Linked DNA regions of Mus musculus: region 2 is linked to region 1. A link is a loop called in an ENCODE intact Hi-C map of the cell type or tissue named here. Cell type or tissue: heart. All regions are shown on one strand.

Evidence for each region. A loop is a pair of places that touch in the nucleus more often than their neighbours do. Peaks named below come from ENCODE experiments on the same cell type or tissue, not always from the same donor. Only the 100,000 strongest peaks of a DNase experiment are listed, where the experiment ranks them.
Region 2: a loop joins it to region 1, with 2.4 times the contacts of the local background. A loop is called at or near these places in 6 of 42 quality-filtered maps.

Annotation. Positions count from the first base shown.
Region 1 is chr11:20,911,720-20,915,719 of GRCm38, forward strand. It overlaps Gm46273 (a long non-coding RNA gene), which reads right to left. Exons shown (of 2, transcript XR_001780166.2): 2 at 1-714. Among named protein-coding and RNA genes, the nearest start is that of Gm32293, 3.6 kb to the right of the region's middle. In heart, a CTCF peak has its summit at 2,431 (motif pointing left); DNase peaks (open chromatin) are centred at 2,422 and 3,592; H3K27ac peaks cover 2,587 bases.
Region 2 is chr11:21,012,301-21,016,300 of GRCm38, forward strand. No RefSeq gene overlaps it. Among named protein-coding and RNA genes, the nearest start is that of Peli1, 77 kb to the right of the region's middle. In heart, no CTCF peak of the experiment used is centred here; a DNase peak (open chromatin) is centred at 2,191.

The sequences.
Region 1 (4,000 bases):
CTCTCCCCAAAACATGTTAAGATAAAAATAATAATTTTTGAAAGTCCCATTTGTGTTGTCAAACTCCCAGTGGCCTGTCCCTGAGAGAGAACTGAGTCCTTTGCCTTCCACAACCCTGCCAGAAGCGTCAGTTATGGAGAGCTACACCTCAGCACCCTATCACACTGTTGTAAGAGTTCTCTTCACTGGCTTCCTGACGAGGCTGTTACTTTTGCGGGGTAGTTGGGGTGGGTAGAGGTTGTCACAGAAGCCTTCCATGTCCCTTATTTCAACTGTGTGTCTTCAGTCATCCATATCACAGCAAAAGAAGCCTCCTTGCTCTTCACAGCCAGTGGGGGATGGGACTGGGCACACATGGCATGGTATGGATGACCAACCCAACACAGACTGATGGATCACAGGGTCCACGTGGTTTCTGGCGACAGCACAGACCACAAACATAGCTCCCCTCTGCAGTAGGACCCCTGGCCCAGACAAGCCCTGACAAGCCCCGAGAGGCAGTGGGGCGCAGAGTTGTTAACACGGCCTGCAGCTGTAGCAGGCCTGTAAACATCAATGCATCTTCAGGCTGCAGCACAGACCGCCGACATCCTCATGGTGGCCACTTTCTGTAATCTTCCTGTAGATGTGCCTCCAGTTCATGAAACCTTAACCCAGTGCTTCTCAACCCACGACACCCATAGGGGGTGTTGACTGATCCTTTCACAGGGTCACCTGCGACCATCAGAAAACACAGATATTTACATTATGAGTCATAACAGTAGCAAAATTACAGTTATAAAGTAACAACAAAAATAACTTTATGGTTACAGGGGGTGGGGAGTCTCACCACAATATGAGCAACTGCATTAAAAGGTCACAGACAGCATTAGGAAGATTGAGAACTACTGCATTAGCCAAAGAAAATGGCTTTCTTCCTAGTGATCTGGTCTTTAAGAAGGCAAGGGAATATTAAAGTAAAACCCTTTCCAATATCTGGTGGTTGCAAGGACCTGTAATTTAACCACCAGTGTTAACAGGGCAGGCTGTCTGGGGAAAGATACATTCAGCTCCCAAAAGAGTCCTCTGAGGGCCTACTGTGTCTGAGACAGCTGGCTCCTCATTGTGTCCTCATGGTGGGAGAGGCTAGGAGCCTCCCCTCACACTTGTCCCCCAACTCTGCAAAGTCCAAAGTCTCTCACCACAGGAAATCCCATAGAGTAAGCGGTGAGGAAGAGAAGGCTGGGACTTTCTTATGAACAATTAGACTTCCTATACCCAGACAGACACTGCCAATGGAAACACTATTGGCCCAAACTGCCGTTAACCGCCTGATCTGGTGGGCATCATGAACAGCTTCATTTTAAACAGACATAAGCCCCAGCAGTGACAAGGAGGCCTGAGGGTGTCAATCACTTTATCTGCTCACTGACAGTGCCTGCAGGTGTGGAGAATGCTCCAGATGTAAGCAGGAAACTGCTTTGGAATCCATCAGCCCCAGCACTGAGCTCTCAAGGTTGGAAGAGGTGCTCAGAATTGAACTGGGGACAATGAGGTCCTGTGCTCCCCTGGAAGGGCAAGGCCTAGCATAAGAAGGCCTGAGGTCAGATTGTGCTGGCAGCTCTGACCCGGTGGGGACAGAAGACTCAGCTGTGCTCATAGAGGGATTCGCCTTTTTCTTTTCTTTCTCCTGCACCTCCTAAGGAAGAAAGTGTTTTTCTTCCTGCTCTTCAGGGGATGGCAGAAGTTGAAAAGGAATATATTTATAGCTGGTAGCGAACTTAGGGTCTCAGCATCAGGTCTAGTAACCTCCTTCCATGACCGCATCTGAAAAGGGTGGGGTGGGGAGCAGCAGAGGCACAAGGGAGGAGGGTGCCTTGAGCTGAGACAGTTTGCTGGGTAGTTCTCTATCATCTTGAAACAGATTAGCGTCATCCAAGAGAAGAGAACCTCAATTGAGAAATGCCTCCATAAGATCAGGTTAAAACAAGCTTGTAGGGCATGATCTTAATTAGTGATTGGTGGGGGAGGGCCCAGCCCACTGTGGGTGGGACACCCCTGAGCTGGTGGTCCTACGCTCTATAAGGAAGGGCTGAGCAAGCCATGAAGATCCAAGTCAGTAAGGGGCACCCCTTCGTGGCCTCTGCACCAGCTCCTGCCTCCAGGTTCCTGACCTGTTTTGAGTTCTGACTTCCTCTGAAATATGAACAGAAATATGGAAGGGTGGGCCAAATAAACCCTCTCCTCCCCCAGTTGCTTTGACCATGGTGTTTTATCACAGCAATAAGAAGCCTACCTACAACAGATAGGAAGTTGATTTATGTTTGTGGAATGGATTGAAGTAGCCCCCAAGTCTCTAGCAAGATTAGTACTTCTCTCAGAAAACAGAACCTCACAGGAAAAGGAAGTGTTTGACGGCTGGAAAACGCAAGGGTCTGGCGCCACCTAGTGTCTTTTCCTGCAAGGGGCTGTTCTGCCTACGATGAGAGACAAGAGTTTGGTGGGAGATGCTGAAAAGCCACAGTCCTGATATGTCTCAGACAAGGTTGTTGGTGGAGGGGAAGGAAGCAGGAGTGACTCAAACGTAATATTTAGAGTCCAAGTCTCAATAGATTGGCTCACACTAGAAAAAACAAACAAACAAACAACTTGGTGCAATTTGATGGCTCCCGTGTTTCTCATTTTCAACCCAGTTTTTTAGAGCTCTCAGAACCAGTACACGGGCTGTTTACAGATTCCTCAATCTGCTTGTCACCGACCCCCTCAAATCTTGACCGTCAGCTTCAATGATGCCAAGTTCTGGCTCAGCACCTGACTACCCTCTAACTTTAATGTTACAGCCTCTGTGTGCTGTTTCCTGTCATTAACTTATTTATCATTCAGAGAAATGGCTGCAGAGTGGCTATTAGTACCCTCCGTTCCACACATGAGAAAAACCAGTGCTGGGGAAGGGAGAAGGTATCTGACTGCCCCACATGACTACACACGCACGTGCATTTTTCAGGGGTGGGAAATACTGGTGTGTGTGTGTGTATATGTGTGTGTGTGTGTGGTGTGTCTTGGGACATATTCTCCTCAGATAAGAACTGCTGCAGGTGAACACATGTGCTGTGGAGCTCTGCAGGGTGTGAGGTGCATGCGGGTGTGGGGGAAGGATCGGTGTGAGGGTGTGAACATTGTAGAGCTCAGGGGGCACCCACTGTGCCCTTTCGTACCCCCCGCCCCCCGCACAAAGAAGTTTATCTTCTTCAAAATGGATTCCAAAACACAATACAACCTCCACACACCCCCTCACAGACCACACACACACACACACACACACACCCCACAAACCCAACCTCCACACACATCCCCGAAGACCACACACACACACACACACACACACACACACACACACACCAGTGTTTCCCACCCCTGAAAAATAATCAGTGTTGCTTATTTTTTAGAGTTAAACTGGAAGACAGCTTTTCCAATAAAAGTGTGGTGGCCGGGACTGCATGCACGTCCCTTAGCGGAAGCGGGACAGGCAGAAGCAGGACGCTCTAGTCAGCATGTGTGATTTGCAGGAGGAAGGGCCCCAGAGGCTATTTCCTGTGTCGCTGGAAGGACACAGAAGGGAATTGTCTGTGGCTATCCAGCAAGGCTAATGCAGCCACAAGTCAGCAGTGCACCCCAGCCCTCACAGGAAGTACCACACACAGATACAGCTTGGCATCCCCTCTCCTGATACACCCACTTTGAAAATCTCCTGATTCTTCACAGGCTTTTTCTAATTTAAGACGCCTCCACCAGCTTGGCAAATGTCGAGCTTCTCCACTACAGAGGAAATGGCTTGGAGAGGCTCCAGAGGAACAAAGGCCTCATTAGGATCAGTCACTTATTCTGAGTACACATGGCCAAGAATCTTTATTGATGATCTCATATACAAATGCAGTGGTAATTAAGACCATAATGCAAATGACTTTAGCTTAGTAACTCCCTCTGTAAAAGAAATTTGCAAAATTAAGTCTGAGATTTTCGA
Region 2 (4,000 bases), 100 kb after region 1:
AAGGATTTACAGAGGTGGATGAGGAAGAGGTGAGGCGGGAGTGATGGATGGCTCAGTGGTTAAGAGCACTTCTTGCTCTTCAAAGAACCTGGGCTCAATTCTTAGCACCCACATAACAGCTCACAACTGTATATAACCGCAGTTCCAGCCCATCAAATGCCTGCCTCTATCTTCCCACAAGTACCAGGCATTTATACAGCATACAGATAAACATGCAGGCAAAACACCCAAACACAGAAAATATTTTTTTTAATTCATATATAAATCAGGAAAGAGAAGAACTAAATTTTTAATTTACTGAAAGATTAATATGCAATAGCCAAATAACATATTTCAGGTACAAACTGGATTCTTAGTAAGATAAATGATATGTATAAGCCCCAAACAAACGATCTCAATTAACTCTAGTTGGTCAGAGCCTATTTCCTGCCCCTTTCTAGTTAGTGGCCATTGATTGGTCATGGCTGAACAGCTAGGGCGCATGGTAAACTCTCAGACTGGGCTTGATTCTTTTCCAGTGTGGAATTAGAGTGATTGTGAGTTTACTGTGTTTCAAGAATGCTCATTGCATTGCTGAACACCTCTTCTACGTGTTGAAGTTATCTCTTAATAGCTACAAATCACTTGTTCTAATCCTATTGTTTGGAGCTCGGTAGATCAAGTTTATGTCATACTCCACATCAAATCTCTTCAACATCAGAAGATAGTCATTATGTACCATCTCCTAGATAAAAGCAATATTTCTTCCAAGTATTTCTTAGATATTATGGTTAAGGGGTTTGAACCATTCTAGATGTTACATAGCTTTCCCCTTGCTTGTTCTCAAGTTATAGCCTATATATTCTACAATGTAGAATCCAGCTGTCAAGCATAGCACAGAAGACATTGTTCCACTGGAAAAGAATGGAGCCCAGTCTTCGAGTTCACCATGCTCCTTAGCTGTTCAGGCATGACTAATCAATGGCCACTCTCTTTCTTGTATAACTAAAATCCTTTCAAGTCATGATGACTAATTCACTGAAGCTGACAACCCACCCAACCCAGATGATTCCTAAATGTCCTATAATGATGCCACTGTTTAAAATTTCCCCAATTACACAACTGTATGTTTGTAAATCATAATTTAATGAGAACAAAAGTCATAGTTAAGTACAAAAGTATTTCCAATTACCTATGTGTGCATTTGTTCATGTCTACATGTATATCTTTGTACACATCTATACATGTGGACCTGTACAAGCATGCCTTGATCCTAACTAAAAAAATAGAGATATCATGAAGAAAATATTACACTGACCACAGGAACCCTTAAACAGTGGATCCCAGTTGTTGATACATACTGGCGTTGTTTTATAGATACCCATTCATTTTGCCTCTAAAATGTCAGAAAAATCTACTTTATCCCAAATTATATAAAATTTCAAATCTGTTGCTTGTGGTGTCAGTCACCTCCATTTTGGCCTCAAAGGCTGAGGCAGGAGAATTATGAGTTCAAGGCCAGCCTGGGTTACACAGTGTGTCTGGCTACACAGTGAGGCCAACCTGGGCTATATAATGAGACAAGAAGAAAGAGGAGGAGGAGGAGGGAGGACAAGAAGGGAGGAGAAGGAGAAGGGAGGAGGAGGAGAAGGAAAAGGGAGGAGGAGGAGAAGGAGGAGGAAAAGGGAGGAGGTGAAGGAGGAGAAGGAAAAGGAAAAGGAGAAGGAAAAGGAAAAGGGAGGAGGAGGAGAAGGAGAAGGAAAAGGAAAAGGAGAAGGAAAAGGGAGGAGGAGGAGAAGGAGGAGGAGGAAAAGGGAGAAGGAGGAAAAGAAGGAGAAGATGGAGGAGGGGGAGGAGGAGGAAGAGGAGGGGGAGGGGGAGAAAGAGAAGGAGGAGGAGAAGGAGAAGGAGAAGGAGGAGGAGCAGCTGGAGAAAACCCTAAGGAGAGCACATATAGGTAGGTTGCTGATAGGCAAACCCACTATATTGATAGCTCTTCCCATATTGCTTTCAAAGATGAGAGCAGTGTCATGGGCTCATCCAGGCAGGATAGTTTTTAATATAGAACTCTAGTTCCAGAGGAAGTCTGTTAAGTGGGTGTGGGAAAGTTTGTGGGAAGAAATGAGAGGAAGTCTATAGTCTAACACTTCTCTCGATTCCCAGGATCTGCAGCCTGAGAGACAGGAATGGAAATCCTAGTTGCTGCTGGCCACCTCTGTGTGGTTGCTGTTTTTAGCAGCTTGATCTGGACAGAGTGGACAGGCCAGAGGACGATGTCAGTGTGTGACTAGGAACACTGAGTAAGGGAAGAAGAGCACACTGAATGTTTCATGTCTAAAACCCCTTGACATTAAATTATGACGCCATTTACAGCCTCTTTCTTTATCAGGAGCAAGTGCTGTATATCAAGATTTGAAAAACAAAACAGGCAACAGATCTCTTCGGGGATCTCTTCCTTCCAGAAGATAGTGAAAGAAATAAGATATCCTTTTTGGATCCATAAAAGTCAGAGCAACAAAAAGGCAATGTGCACTGTGTCCGAGTGCCCTGCGTAACTCTGCTCTGCTGTCTATTAGCTGTATTCCCTTTAGCTGTCATTCCTATAACATGATTTTCATTAGGTGAAGTGCACATTTCACACACAGTAAGCTACAAGACAGAACATGAGGACAGCTTACCAGCACCGCAAGGCTCAAAGGCCCTGCCAACCTATGCAGTGTGTTGTATCTAAATAAGAGCCAGAACTGCTTTTAAGAATTGAAGATTGCCACTTTTTATTTCTGTTTCCTTTCTTCTCATGATGGTTGAGATCATTTTTTTCTGGAACTTCCCCTTCTTGTGCCAAGGAGACAACCACTTGCTCTATGATTCTCCATGGCTCCATAGCGACCCCACATTCTTCTTTACACTCCTACATTATGAAAGCTGAATGCATCTGTCATTTGATCAATGCACAAGGATCCCTCAAGAGGTTAGTAAGTGTCCTCTCTGTGAAGTGCCCTTCCCTTTTAAGCAATGTTATAATTTGACTTTCGAGAACCACTCAGAGTGGAAGGAATGATTAGACAGGCCCATACATAACCTTTGCCCATCCCTTCCAGAGCAGCTTGACTATAAATATACAAGATGTGCCTTAGAGTCAACAGGAAATCACCTAATGATTCTCACTTCCAGGCTCTCAAGAGCCCTTCTCCTAGAAAGCACGGTTAATGTGTTGGTTTCTGCACCATCCTTTCTAATAACAGGCAGAGGCTGTTATCCCCAGATAGAAAAAAAATTCTAGTAACACAAAGTAATCCAGGTGGGAGTCTCTCTTGCCTTCCTAACTCTTTCCTCACCACCTATAGGATTCTATAGGCTCAAGTCATGAATGTGCAGCAAGTTTTAAGAATCCTAGCTCACCAGAAGGACAAGCTGTTTAGAAATTAGGTCACATTGTAGGGCTCTCTGCCAGACTCTTGCACAGGAATAGGAACATCACTGCCAGAAGTATCTTTGAACACAAAGAACATTAATGGATAACGTTGTTCTGTTGGGAAACGCTGAACAGCTATATCCCTTGTATGAGGGGTCATTTGGAGTAAAAATTTCCAGACAAAAATAAAGTGACTCGGTAGAATGCTTTCAATGTCTGCCTTTATAAAATAGGTTATTTCTTTATTTATTTTACTATTATAACTTATGTTTTCTGTGAATTCCATAGAATGAACTAAAAGGTATAAGATAAATAGATGAACCCCTGTTGTTTCCTTTCTCCTGTCTATTATCCCATTGCTACATTTCTTCTGATATATATATAAAATCAAGAATGACTGTTGAAGAATTTTGACTCCTTTAGTTCAGTCCTTCAGCCTCTCCATACACACACACTTAAAATATGGTATGGATGTGATGATTTAGATTTCACAATCCATTCAGGAGGGGAAAGGATACAGGGCCAGTCATCCAGTCAGGATTTCATGTTATCAAGTGGCCTTTGCACACACAGTTCCCTGCTCTTATCAGGGAAAAGAACCAGCTC